Regions from separate parts of the Homo sapiens genome. Here region 2 is linked to region 1. A link is an interaction called in ENCODE POLR2A ChIA-PET data of the cell type or tissue named here. Cell type or tissue: Panc1. All regions are shown on one strand. Links, peaks and the distances in the headings refer to the core of each region. The heading gives the core; the rest is flanking DNA.

The links. ChIA-PET counts read pairs that join two places held together with the same protein. Peaks named below come from ENCODE experiments on the same cell type or tissue, not always from the same donor. Only the 100,000 strongest peaks of a DNase experiment are listed, where the experiment ranks them.
Region 2: POLR2A ChIA-PET joins it to region 1 with 5 read pairs; 4 of 35 experiments call an interaction of 5 or more read pairs at or near these places.

The regions. Positions count from the first base shown.
Region 1 is chr12:10,335,527-10,341,698 of GRCh38, forward strand. LINC02617 (long intergenic non-protein coding RNA 2617) reads right to left here and starts at 2,766. Exons shown (of 3, transcript NR_159946.1): 1 at 2,519-2,766; 2 at 586-783. RefSeq lists enhancers at 2,502-3,080, 3,081-3,660. In Panc1, for the core only: no CTCF peak of the experiment used is centred there; no DNase peak of the experiment used is centred there; H3K27ac peaks cover 331 bases.
Region 2 is chr12:10,474,361-10,480,532 of GRCh38, forward strand. No RefSeq gene overlaps it. Among named protein-coding and RNA genes, the nearest start is that of KLRC1, 24 kb to the left of the region's middle. In Panc1, for the core only: no CTCF peak of the experiment used is centred there; no DNase peak of the experiment used is centred there.

The DNA.
Region 1 (6,172 bases), core at 1,465-5,464:
GAACTAACTTGTAAGGCTTGTCTGGTTTTAGGACAGGTAAAATGGGGGAATTGTAAGGAGAGTTTATAGGCTTTAAAAGGCTATGCTGTAGCAGGCGAGTGATAACAGGCTTTAATCTTTTTAAAGCGTGCTGCGGGATGGGATATTGGCGTTGAGTGGGGTAAGGGTGATTAGGTTTTAATGAGATGGTAAGGGGTGCATGATCGGTCACCAAGGAGGGAGTAGAGGTATCTTATACTTGTGGGTTAAGGTGGGGGGATACAAGAGGAGGACGCAAAGGAGGCTTTGGATTGGGAAGAAGGGCGGCAATGAGATATAGCTGTAATCCAGGAGTAGTCAGGGAAGCAGATAATTTAGTTAAAGTGTCTCAGCCTAATAAGGGAACTGGGCAGGTGGGGATAACTAAAAAGGAGTGCTTGAAAGAGTATTGTCTAAGTTGGCACCAGAGTTGGGGAGTTTTAAGAGGTTTAGAAGCCTGGCCATCAGTACTTACAACAGTTATGGAGGCAAGGGAAACAGGCCCTTGAAAAGAAGGTAATGTGGAGTGGGTAACCTCTGTATTGATTAAGAAGGGGACGGGCTTACCTTCCACTGTGAGAGTTACCGGAAGCTCGGCGTCCGTGATGGTCTAGGGGGCTTCCGAGGCGATCCGGCAGCGTCAGTCTTCAGCTGCTAAGCTGAGAAAATCTGGGAAGGAGTCAGTCAGAGAGCCTTGGGCCAGAGTTCCAGGGGCTCTGGGAGTGGCTGCCAGGTGAGTTGAACAGTCCGATTTTCAGTGGTGTCCTACACAGATGGGACGTGGCTTAGGAGGAATCCCAGGCTGCAGGCATTCCTTGGCCCAGTGGCCAGATTTCCAGCATGTGTAGCAAGCTCCTGGGGGAGGAGGTTCTGGAGGAATGCCTGGCTGCTGCGTTTCAGACGTTTGGAAGTTCTTGTGTGCTGGAGATGTGGCTGGGGTTTGTCTCACAGTGGAGGCAAAGAATTGCAACTTTTTTCTGTTATTGTACACCTTGAAGGTGAGGTTAATGAAGTCCTGTTGTGGGGTTTGAGGGCCAGATTCCAATTTTTGGAGTTTTATTTAATGTCAGGAGCAGATTGGGTAATAAAATGTATATTGAGAATAAGACGGCCTTTTGACCTTTTAGGGTCTAGGGCTGTAAAGTGTCCCAGGGTTGCTGCCGAACGAGCCATGAACTGGGCTGGATTTTTATATTTGATGAAAAAGAGCCTAAACACTTCTGATTTGGGAGAAAGAAAAAGGAGCGTTAACCTTGATTATGTCTTTAGCTCCAGGAACCTTTTTAAGAGTAAATTGCTGGGCAGGTGGGGGAGGGCTAGTCAAGGAAAGAAACTGTAAGCCGGACCAGGTGTGAGGAGGGGAGGTGATAAAAGGATTATAGGGTGGAGGAGCAGAGGCTGAGGAAGAATTGGGACCTAGCTCAGCCTGGCGAGGAGCAGCCTGGGGAGGAGGGGAGAGGTCAGATGGGTCTGTAGAAAAGGAAGATTAGAAAGACTCAGCGACGCTTGGGGTTGGTACTGACGGGACAGGCGGGAGGGAAAGAAGGAAGATTTGGGACGAGTTGCACTGGGCACAGAGACTAGGGAGGGACTGATGTGTAAAAGAATGCCTGGATGTCAGGCATCTCAGACCGTTTGCCTATTTTACGACAAGAATTATTTAGATTTTGCAGGATGGAAAAATTCAAAGTGCCATTTTCTGGCTATTTGGAACTACTGTCGAGTTTGTATTGGGGTCAAGCGGCATTGCAGAAGAAAATAAGGCATTTAGGTTTTAGGTCAGGTGTGAGTTGAAGAGGTTTTAAGTTTTTGAGAACACAGGCCAAGGGAGTAGAAGGAGGAATGGAGGGTGGAAGGTTGCCCATAGTGAAGGAAGCAAGCCTAGAGAAAAGAGAGAGTAGAGAAATGGAGGGAAGGGGTTCGGGGGTTCTTACCTTCCAGAAAAGTGGGAAAAGGGGTTGGGGCACAGAGATAAGAGGTTGGGGTGCGGAAATAAGGGATTGGGGTGCAGAGATATAAGAGGTTGGGGCACGGAAATAAGGGATTGGGGGTTCTTACCCCATAGAAAAGCGGGACTTGCCGCTAAGGGTGAAGGAGAAGGGGTTGAGGGGTACTTGCCCCTGTCCCAGAAAAGCAGAGAAGGGGTAGAGACAAGGAGAGAAGGGGTTGGGGTACTTGCCCCTTCCCCAGAAAAGCGGGACTTGCTGCTAAGGGTGAAGGACCAAGGCAGGTGTCCCTGTGTGGTCTGACACCCTTGAAACGTGAGTGTATAATCAGAGAGGTGTCCCTGCAATGATTAAACACCAAGGGAAGGCTGCCTTCCCAGTCCGTGACCGGCGCAGGAGTTTTGGGTCCATGGATAAAATGTGTCTCCTTTGTCTTTCCCAGAAAATGAAAGGAATAGAAATTAAGAAAAGGGAGAGATTGAAGAGTGGAAAGGAGAAAGTGGTTGAGGGACAGTGAGAGAGGTTGGAGAAGAGAGTAAGAAGAGGACACTTACCTGATTTAAAATTGGTGAGATGTTCCTTGGGCTGGTCGGTCTGAGGACCTGAGGTCATAGGTGGATCTTTCTCACGGAGCAAAGAACAGGAGTACAGGGGATTGATCTCCCAAGGGAGGTCCCCCGATCCGAGTCACGGCACCAAATTTCATGCGCGTCTGTATGAAGAGACCACCAAACAGGCTTTGTGTGAGCAACATGGCTGTTTATTTCACCTGGGTGCAGGCGGGCTGAGTCCGAAAAGAGTCAGGAAAGGGAGATAAGGGTGGGGCCGTTTTATAGGATTTGGGTAGGTAAAGGAAAATTGCAGTCAAAGGGGGTTTGTTCTCTGGCGGGCAGGAGTGGGGGGGTCGCAAGGTGCTCAGTGGGGGTGATTTTTGAGCCAAGATGAGCCAGGAAAAGGACTTTCACAAGGTAATGTCATCAGTTAAGGCAAGGACCGGCCATTTACACTTCTTTTGTGGTGGAATGTCATCAGTTAAGGTGGGGCAGGGCATATTCACTTCTTTTGTGATTCTTCAGTTGCTTCAGGCCATCTGGGCGTATATGTGCAAGTCACAGGGGATGCGATGGCTTGGCTTAGGCTCAGAGGCCTGACACAAGTTATATGATGAAAGATGCAAATTAGAAAATATCAGCCAAAATGTTTGAACACTGACTTAGCATGTTTATGCACTATATTTCTCGCATATATGCAAAGTTTTGGCTTAACTGTTTCCAGAGCAATATACTTTAAATTTTAAAATACACTCCTTATAAAAATGAGGTACTTATAATGCTTAACATTAAAATATATCCCTAAATACTAAAGAACTTATCATCAAAATCTGTCCCACCTGTCCCATCTCCCCATCCTTCTCTCTTGAGATTTCATTTGCTCCAGAGGTTTTCTGTGATAGAACCAGAGTTCTCATTCTATATTTGACCACACCAAAGTATAGGTAAAGGTGAGGGTGATCCATTTCACATCACCACCCTATCAGATGTCCAGAGATCCATTTGCCTTTTTGCGGTCTTATGAACAGTTGTATGGGGAGTGGTGATCCAGATGGTCTCAAATAGGATGGTGGTGTCTGCTGTCAAAAGGAAGTCCACATCAGAAGCTGCCTTCCCCTAAGAAGGAGCACGTTTTTCTCACTCAACTAGAGCCTGAGCTGTGCTTCTTTGGAGGTTCCTGTTGCCCCTTCAGCTCTCACATCACTTCAGGGCACTGATAGCAGAAGATGCTGGCTTGAGTAGAGGTTAGTGGTGGCCCAAGGCAGAGCAGCTTTTTTTTTTCATGGTTTGGCCCCTTCCTTCTTTTTTTTTTTTTTTTGACACCCAGGCTGCTTGCTTGCTTGCTCTGCTACCCAGGCTGGAGTGCAGTGGCACGATCTCAGCTCACTGCAACCTCCGACCTCGGGTTCAAGAGATTCTCAAGCCTCAGCCTCCTGAGTAGGTGGGATTACAGGCAAGTGCCATCATGGCCACCTAATTTTTGTATTTTTATTAGAGATGGGGTTTTATCATGTTGGCCAGGCTCTTGATCTCAAGTGATCCACCCGCCTTGGCTTCCCAAAGTGCTGGAATTACAAGCATGAGCCACCACGCCCGGCCAGCTTGGCCCCTTCCTATTAGTCATACTTAACAGAGGCCTTTCTGATTTCTCTCTTTTTCTCGATACTTCCTCCCTGACCCTTGCCTGCATTCCTGGGAATTTATTTCTAGTCTTTGGGAAGGGGAAGACCACTTTTATATACAAGATTTTCTTTAAAAAAATCCTTTTTGTTTGTGGCATGATATTTCTCTGAGTAGAGACCTTTTTCTTTTTTCTTTTTCTTTTATGCTTTTACTATGAAATTAGAAAATTAACATGGAATAATCTAGCTGAGTGAACAGCAATGTATTGGAAGCATAGAGGCATAAGGAAAACACACACAAATAAGTGTAAGTTTATTCTTCCAAAATAAAATCCTGCTACATCTACATGCTCCTAAATAGTATACCATTTCTGCCATTTTTAAATTTATGGAACTGCTTTTTATTCTAATTAGAGCTTAGAAGTCAATTCATACACATCAGGACTATCAACTCTTCCCCTCTTACGAATTTCCTCATTTTTTAAACTTGAGAGATAACACAAATAAAGTGCACAAATTATAAGTACTTGATGAATTTTTTATTCATGCATACACCCATACAGTTATTAACCAGTTTGAGATACAGACTGTTCCTAGAACCAACAAAGCCTCCTTCATGCCTCGTGTCTATTAATAATTATTCTTTTAGCCTTAAGAAAACCACTATTCTGATGTCTAACTTTGTAAATCATTTTTGCCTCTTTGTGGACATCATGTAAGTGAAATAATGAAGTACATATTCTTTGCATCTGCATCCTTTCTCTCAGCTTAAAGTCTGTGATACTTTTTTAAATTTTATTTTAAAGTCAGGGGTACATGTGCAGAATGTGCATGTTTGCTACAGAGGCAAACATGTGCCATGGTGGTTTGCTGCACAGATCATCCCATCACCTAGGTATCAAGGCCAGAATCCCTTAGACATTTTCCCTGATACTCTCCCTCCTCCCCACCCACCCTCTGACAGGCCCCAAGGTATGTTGTTCCCCACAATGTGTCCATGTGTTCTCATCATTCAGCTCCGTCTTATAAGTGAGACCATGCGGTGTTTTGTTTTCTGTTCCTGCATTAGTTTGCCGAGGATAATGGCCTCCAGCTCCATCATGTCCCTGCGAAGGACACGATCTTGTTTCTTTTTATGGCTGCATTGTATTCCATGGTATATATGTACCACATTTTCTTTATCCAGTCTCTCACTGATGGGCATTTAGGTTGATTCCATATGTCTGTTATTGTGAATAGTATTTCAGTGAACTTACATGTGCATGTATCTTCATAATGGAATGATTTACATTCCTTTGGATATATACCCAGTAATGGGATTTCTGGGTCAAATGGTATTTCTGCCTCTAGGTCTTTGAGGAGTCACTACACTGTTTTCCACAATGGTTGAACTAATTTACATTCCCATCAACAGTGTAAAAGCGTTTCTTTTTCTCCACAACTTTGCCAGCATCTGTTGTTTTTTTGACTTTTTAACAATAGCCATTCTGACTGGTGTGAGATAATATCTTGTGGTTTTGCTTTGCATTCTTCTAATGATCAGTGATGTTGAGCTTTTTTTCATATGTTTGTTGGCCGCATGTAAGTCTTCTTTTGAGAAATGTCTGTTCATATCATTTTCCCACTTTTTAATGGGGTTGTTTCTTTCCTGTAAATTTGTTTAAGTTCTGTGTAGATGCTGGACATTAGACGATGGTCAGATAGTTGGATTGCAAAACTATTCTCCCATTCCATAGGTTATCTGTTCACTCTGATAATAGTTTCCTTTGCTGTGCAGAAGCTCTTTAGTTTAATCAGGTTTGTCAATTTTTTGTGTCAATTTTTGGTTTTGTCACAATTGCTTTTGACATCTTCATCATGAAGTCTTTGCTCATGCCTATGTGTGATACTTTTTATTACCAGTAGAATTCCATTATATGAATATACAACAATTTGCTTCTATTGTTCTACTCGTGATGGCCACTTTAGTTATTACCTATTTTTTAATATTATGAATAAAACTTCTCTAAACATTTTTATTTTTCTTGTACATGTA
Region 2 (6,172 bases), core at 938-4,937, 140 kb after region 1:
TCCTTAAAGAGGTCCTTCAAATCCCTTGTAAGTAAGATTCCTAAGTATTTTATTCTCTTTGAAGCAATTGTGAATGGAGTTCACTCATGATTTGGCTCCTGTTTGTCTGTTATTGGTGAATAGGAATGTTTATGATTTTTGCACATTGATTTTGTATCCTGAGACTTTGTTGAAGTTGCTTATCAGCTTAAGGAGATTTTGGGCTGAGATGATGGGGTTTTGTAAATATACAATCATGTCATCTGCAAACAGGGACAATTTGACTTCCTCTTTTCCTAATTGATTACCCTTTATTTCCTTCTCCTGACTAATTGCCCTGGCCAGAACTTCCAACACTATGTTGCATAGGAGTGGTGAGAGAGGGCATCCTTGTCTTATGCCAGTTTTCAAAGGGAATGCTTCCAGCTTTTGCCCATTCGGTATGATATTGGCTGTGGGTTTGTCATAAATAGCTCTTATTATTTTGAGATATGCCCCATCAATACCTAGTTTATTGAGAGCTTTTAGCATGAAAGGTTGTTGAATTTTGTTGAAGGCCTTTTCTGCATCTATTGAGATAATCATGTGGTTTTTGTCTTTGGTTCTGTTTATATGATGGATTATGTTTATTGATTTCCATATGTTGAACCAGCCTTGCATCCCAGGGATGAAGCCAACTTGATCGTAGTGGATAAGCTTTTTGATGTACTGCTGGATTCAGTTTCCCAGTATTTTATTGAGGATTTTTGCATCGATGTTCATCAGCGATACTGATCTAAAATTCCTTTTATTGTGTCTGTGCCAGGCTTTGGTATCAGGATGATGTTGGCCTCATAAAATGAATTAGGGAGGATTTCCTCTTTTTCTATTGATTGGAATAGTTTCAGAAGGAATGGTACCAGCTCCTCCTTTTACCTCTGGTAGAATTTAGCTGTGAATCCGTCTGGTCCTGGACTTTTTTTGGTTGGTAGGCTATTAATTATTGCCTCAATTTCAGAACCTGTTATTGGCCTATTCAGGGATACAACTTCTTCCTGGTTTAGTCTTGGGAGGGTGTATGTGTCCAGGAATTTATCGATTTTTTCTAGATTTTTTAGTTTATTTGCGTAGAGGTGTTTACAGTGTTCTCTGATGGTAGTTTGTATTTCTGTGGGATCGGTGGTGAGATCCCCTTTATTTATTTATTCATTTATTTATTTTGCATCTATTTGATTCTTCTCTCTTTTCTTCTTTATTAGTCTTGCTAGCGATCTATCAATTTTGTTGATCTTTTCAAAAAACCAGCTCCTGGATTCATTGATTTTTTGAAGGGTTTTTTTTGGCTCTATCTCCTTCAGTTCTGCTCTGATCTTAGTTATTTCTTGCCTTCTGCTAGCTTTTGAATGTGTTTGCTCTTGTTTTTTAGTTCTTTTTTTTGAGATGGAGTCTTGCTCTGTTCCCCAGGCTGGAGTGCAGTGGCGTGATCTCGGCTCACTGCAACCTCCACCTCCTGGGTTCACGCCATTCTCCTGCCTCAGCCTCCCGAGTACCTGGGACTACAGGCACCCACCACGTCTGGCTAATTTTTTATGTTTTCAGTAGAGACAGGATTTCACTGTGTTAGCCAGGAAGGTCCTGATCTCCTGACCTCGTGATCCACCTGCCTTGGCCTCCCAAAGTGCTGGGATTACAGATGTGAGCCACCGTGCCCAGCGAATTTTCTAGTTCTTTTAGTGGTGATGTTAGGGTGTCAATTTTAGATCTTTCCTGCTTTCTCTCGTGGGCATTTAGTGCTACAAATTTCCCTCTACACACTGCTTTAAATGTCCCAGAGATTCTTGTACATTGTGTCTTTGTTCTCATTGGCTTCAAAGAACATCTTTATTTCTGCCTTCATTTCGTTATGTACTCAGTAGTCATTCAGGAGCAGGTTGTTCAGTTTCCATGTAGTTGAGCGGTTTTGAGTGAGTTTCTTAATCCTTCGTTCTAGTTTGATTGCACTGTGGTCTGAGAGACAGTTTGTTATAATTTCTGTTCTTTTACATTTGCTGAGGAGTGCTTCACTTCCAACTATGTGGTCAATTTTGGAATAAGTGTGATGTGGTGCTGAGAGGAATGTATATTCTGTTGATTTGAGGTGGAGAGTTCTGTAGATGTCTATTAGGTCCGCTTGGTGCAGAGCTGAGTTCAATTCCTGGATATCCTTGTTAACTTCCTGTCTCATTGATCTGTCTAATGTTGACAATGGGGTGTTAAAGTCTCCCTTATTATTGTGTGGGCGTCTAAGTCTCTTTGTAGGTCTCTAAGGACTTGCTTTATGAATCTGGGTGCTCCTGTATTGGGTGCATATATATTTAGGATAGTTAGCTCTTCTTCTTGAATTGATCCCTTTACCATTATGTAATGGCCTTCTTTGTCTCTTTTGATCTTTGTTGGTTTAAAGTCTGTTTTATCAGAGACTAGGATTGCAACCCCTGCATTTTTTTGTTTTCCATTTGCTTGGTAGATCTTCCTCCATCCCTTTATTTTAAGCCTATGTGTGTCTCCGCACGTGAGATGAGTCTCCTGAATACAGCACAGTGATGGGTCTTGACTCTTCATCCAATCTGCCAGTCTGTGTCTTTTAATTGGAGCATTTAGCCCATTTACATTTAAAGATAATATTGTTATGTGTGAATTTGATGCTGTCATTATGATGTTAGCTGGTTATTTTGCTCGTTAGTTGATGCAGTTTCTTCCTAGCATTGATGGTCTTTACAATTTGGCATGTTTTTGCAGTGGCTGGTACCAGTTGTTCCTTTCCATGTTTAGTGCTTCCTTCAGGAGCTCTTTTAGGGCAGGCCTGGTCGTGACAAAATGTCTCAGCATTTGTTTGTCTGTAAAGTATTTTATTTCTCCTTCACTTATGAAGCTTAGTTTGGCTGGATATGAAATTCTGGGTTGAAAATTCTTTTCTTTGAGAATGTTGAATATTGGCCCCCACTCTCTTCTGGCTTGTAGAGTTTCTGCCGAGAGATCTGCTGTTAGTCTGATGGGCTTCCCTTTGTGGGTAACCCGACCTTTCTCTCTGGCTGCCCTTAACATTTTTTCCTTCATTTCAACTTTGGTGAATCTGACAATTATATGTCTTGGGGTTGCTCTTCTCAAGGAGTATCTTTGTGGTATTCTGTGTATTTCCTGAATTTGAATGTTGGCCTGCCTCACTAGGTTGGGGAAGTTCTCCTAGATAATATCCTGAAGAGTGTTTTCCAACTTGGTTCCATTCTCCCCATCACTTTCAGGTACACCAATCAGATGTAGATTTAGTCTTTTCACATAGTCCCATATTTCTTGGAGGCTTTGTTTGTTTCTTTTTACTCTTTTTTCTCTAAACTTCTTTTCTCGCTTCATTTCATTCATTTGATCTTCAATCACTGATATCCTTTCTTCCACTTGATCAAATCGGCTACTGAAGCTTGTGCATGCATCACATAGTTCTCGTGCCATGGTTTTCAGCTCCATCAGGTCATTTAAGGACTTCTCTACACTGTTGATTCTAGTTAGCCATTCGTCTAATTTTTTTCAACGTTTTTAGCTTCTTTGTGATGGGTTCGAACATCCTCCTTTAGCTTAGAGAAGTTTGTTATTACTGATCTTCTGAAGGCTTCTTCTCTCAACTCGTCAAATTCATTCTCCATCCAGCTTTGTTCCATTGCTAGTGAGGAGCTGTGTTCCTTTGGAGGAGAAGAGGCACTCTGATTTTTAGAATTTTTGGCTTTTCTGCTCTGGTTTCTTCGCATCTTTGTGGTTTTTACCTACCTTTGGTCTTTGATGATGGTGATGTACAGATGGGGTTTTGGTGTGGATGTCCTTTTTGTTTGTTAGTTTTCCTTCTAACAGTCAGGACCCTCAGCTGCAGGTCTGTTGGAGTTTGCTGGAGGTCCACCCCAGACCCTGTTTGCCTGGGTATCACCAGCAGAGGCTGCAGAACAGCAAATATTGCAGAACGGCAGATGTTGCTGCCTGATACTTCCTCTGGAAGCTTCGTCTCAGAGGGGCACCTGGCTGTATGAGGTGTCAGTTGGCCCCTATTGGGACGTGTCTCCCAGTTAGGCTACTCGGGTTCAGGGACCCACTTGAGGAGGCAGTCTGTCCGTTCTCAGATCTCAAACTCCGTGCTGGGAGAACCACTACTCTCTTCAAAGCTGTCAGATAGGGATGTTTACATCTGCAGAAGTTTCTGCTGCCTTTTGTTCAGCTACACCCTGCCCCCAGAGGTGCAGTCTACAGAGGCAGGCAGGCCTCCTTGAGCTGTGGTGGGCTCCACCCAGTTTGAGCTTCCCAGCCACTTTGTTTACCTACTCAAGCCTCAGCAATAGTGGACGCCCCTCCCCCAGCCTCACTGCCACCTTGCAGTTTGATCTCAGACTGCTGTGTTAGCAGTGAGTGAGGCTCCATGGCATGGGACCCTCCGAGCCAGGCGCAGGATATAATCTCCTGGTGTGCCACTTGCTAAGGCCATTGGAAAGGCACAGTATTAGGGTGGGAGCGCCCCAATTTTCCAGGTACTGTCTGTCACAGCTTCCCTTTGCTAGGAAAGGGAATTCCAGACCCCTTGCGCTTCCCGTGTGAGGTGATGCCCCACCCTGCTCTGTGGGCTGCACCCATTGTCTGATAAGCCCCAGTGAGATGAACCCGGTACCTCAGTTGGAAATGCAGAAATCACCCGTCTTCTGCACTGCTCATGCTTGGAGCTACAGAATGGAGCTGTTCCTATTTGGCCATCTTGGAACCTCCTTTATTTTTATTTTTATTTTTTGCTTAGTCTTGCTTTGGCTATGTGGGCTCTGTTTTGGATTCAAGAATTTGGTGTCAATGTGGTGAAAAGGGAGCACTTTTACACTCCTAATGGGACTATAAACTTGTACAACCACTATGGAAAACAGTATGGAGATTCCTTAAAGAACTATAAGTAGAAGTGCCATTTGATCCAGCAATCCCACTACTGGGTATCTACCCAGAAGAAAAGAAGTCATTACATGAAAAAGACACTTCTACATGCATAGAACTAGCCTAAATGCCCATCAACCAAGGAGTTGATAAAGAAAATGTGGTATATATATATATTATACGCACACACACACACACACACACACACATACACACACACCCTGGAATACTACTCGCTCATAATAAGAAAAAAAATAATAGCATTCGCAGCAACTTGGATGGAGCTGGAGACCATTATTCTAAGTGAAGTAACTCAGAAATGGAAAATCACTTATGTTTTCACTTATAAGTGGGAGCTAAGCTATGAGGACACAAAGGCATATGAATGATATAATGGACTTTGCGGATTCAGGGGAAGGGTAGGAGGGGGGCAAGGAATAAAAGAATACATACTGTGTACAGTGTACACTGCTTGAGTGATGGGTGCACCAAAATCTCCGAAATCACCACTAAATAACTTATCCATATAACCAAAAACCACCTGTTCTCCCGAAACTATTGAAATATAATTAAATTTAATCTAATTTAAAAAGAAGAACTAATACTAATCCTTCACAAACTCTTCTAAAAATTCAAAGAGGAGGGAATACTTTCTAACTCATTTTATGAGTCCAGCATTACCCTGATACTAAAGCAAAACAAGCACACTACAAAAAGAAAATAACAGGAAATAACAGGACAATATCCCTAATGAACATAGATGCAAAAATCTTCAACATAATAGTACCAAATTGAATTTAACAGCATGTTAAAAGGATCATTTACCATTATTAAGTGGGATGTATTACTGGAATGCAAGTGTAGTTCAACCTATGCAAATCAATAAACATAATACACCATTTTAATGGAATAAATGACAAAAAACTATATGGTCATCTCAATAGATGCAGAAAGACATTTGACAAAATTTAACATCTTTTTAAAATAAAAACTATCAACAATTAAGTATATATAAAATACATCTTTACATAATTAAAGGGCATATATGACAAGCCCACAGCTAACATCATACTCCATTGTGAAAAATTAAAAGATATTTCTAATTTCAGGATCAAAACAAGGATATTCACTCTCACCATTTTTAGTCAACATAGTACTGAAAGTTCTAGCCATAGCAATTAGGCTAAAAAAAATTAAAGGTACCCAAATTGGAAAGAAAAAGGTTAAATTGGCTCTGCAGACAACTTGATTTTAGATACAGAAAACCATAAAGTCTTAACCAAAA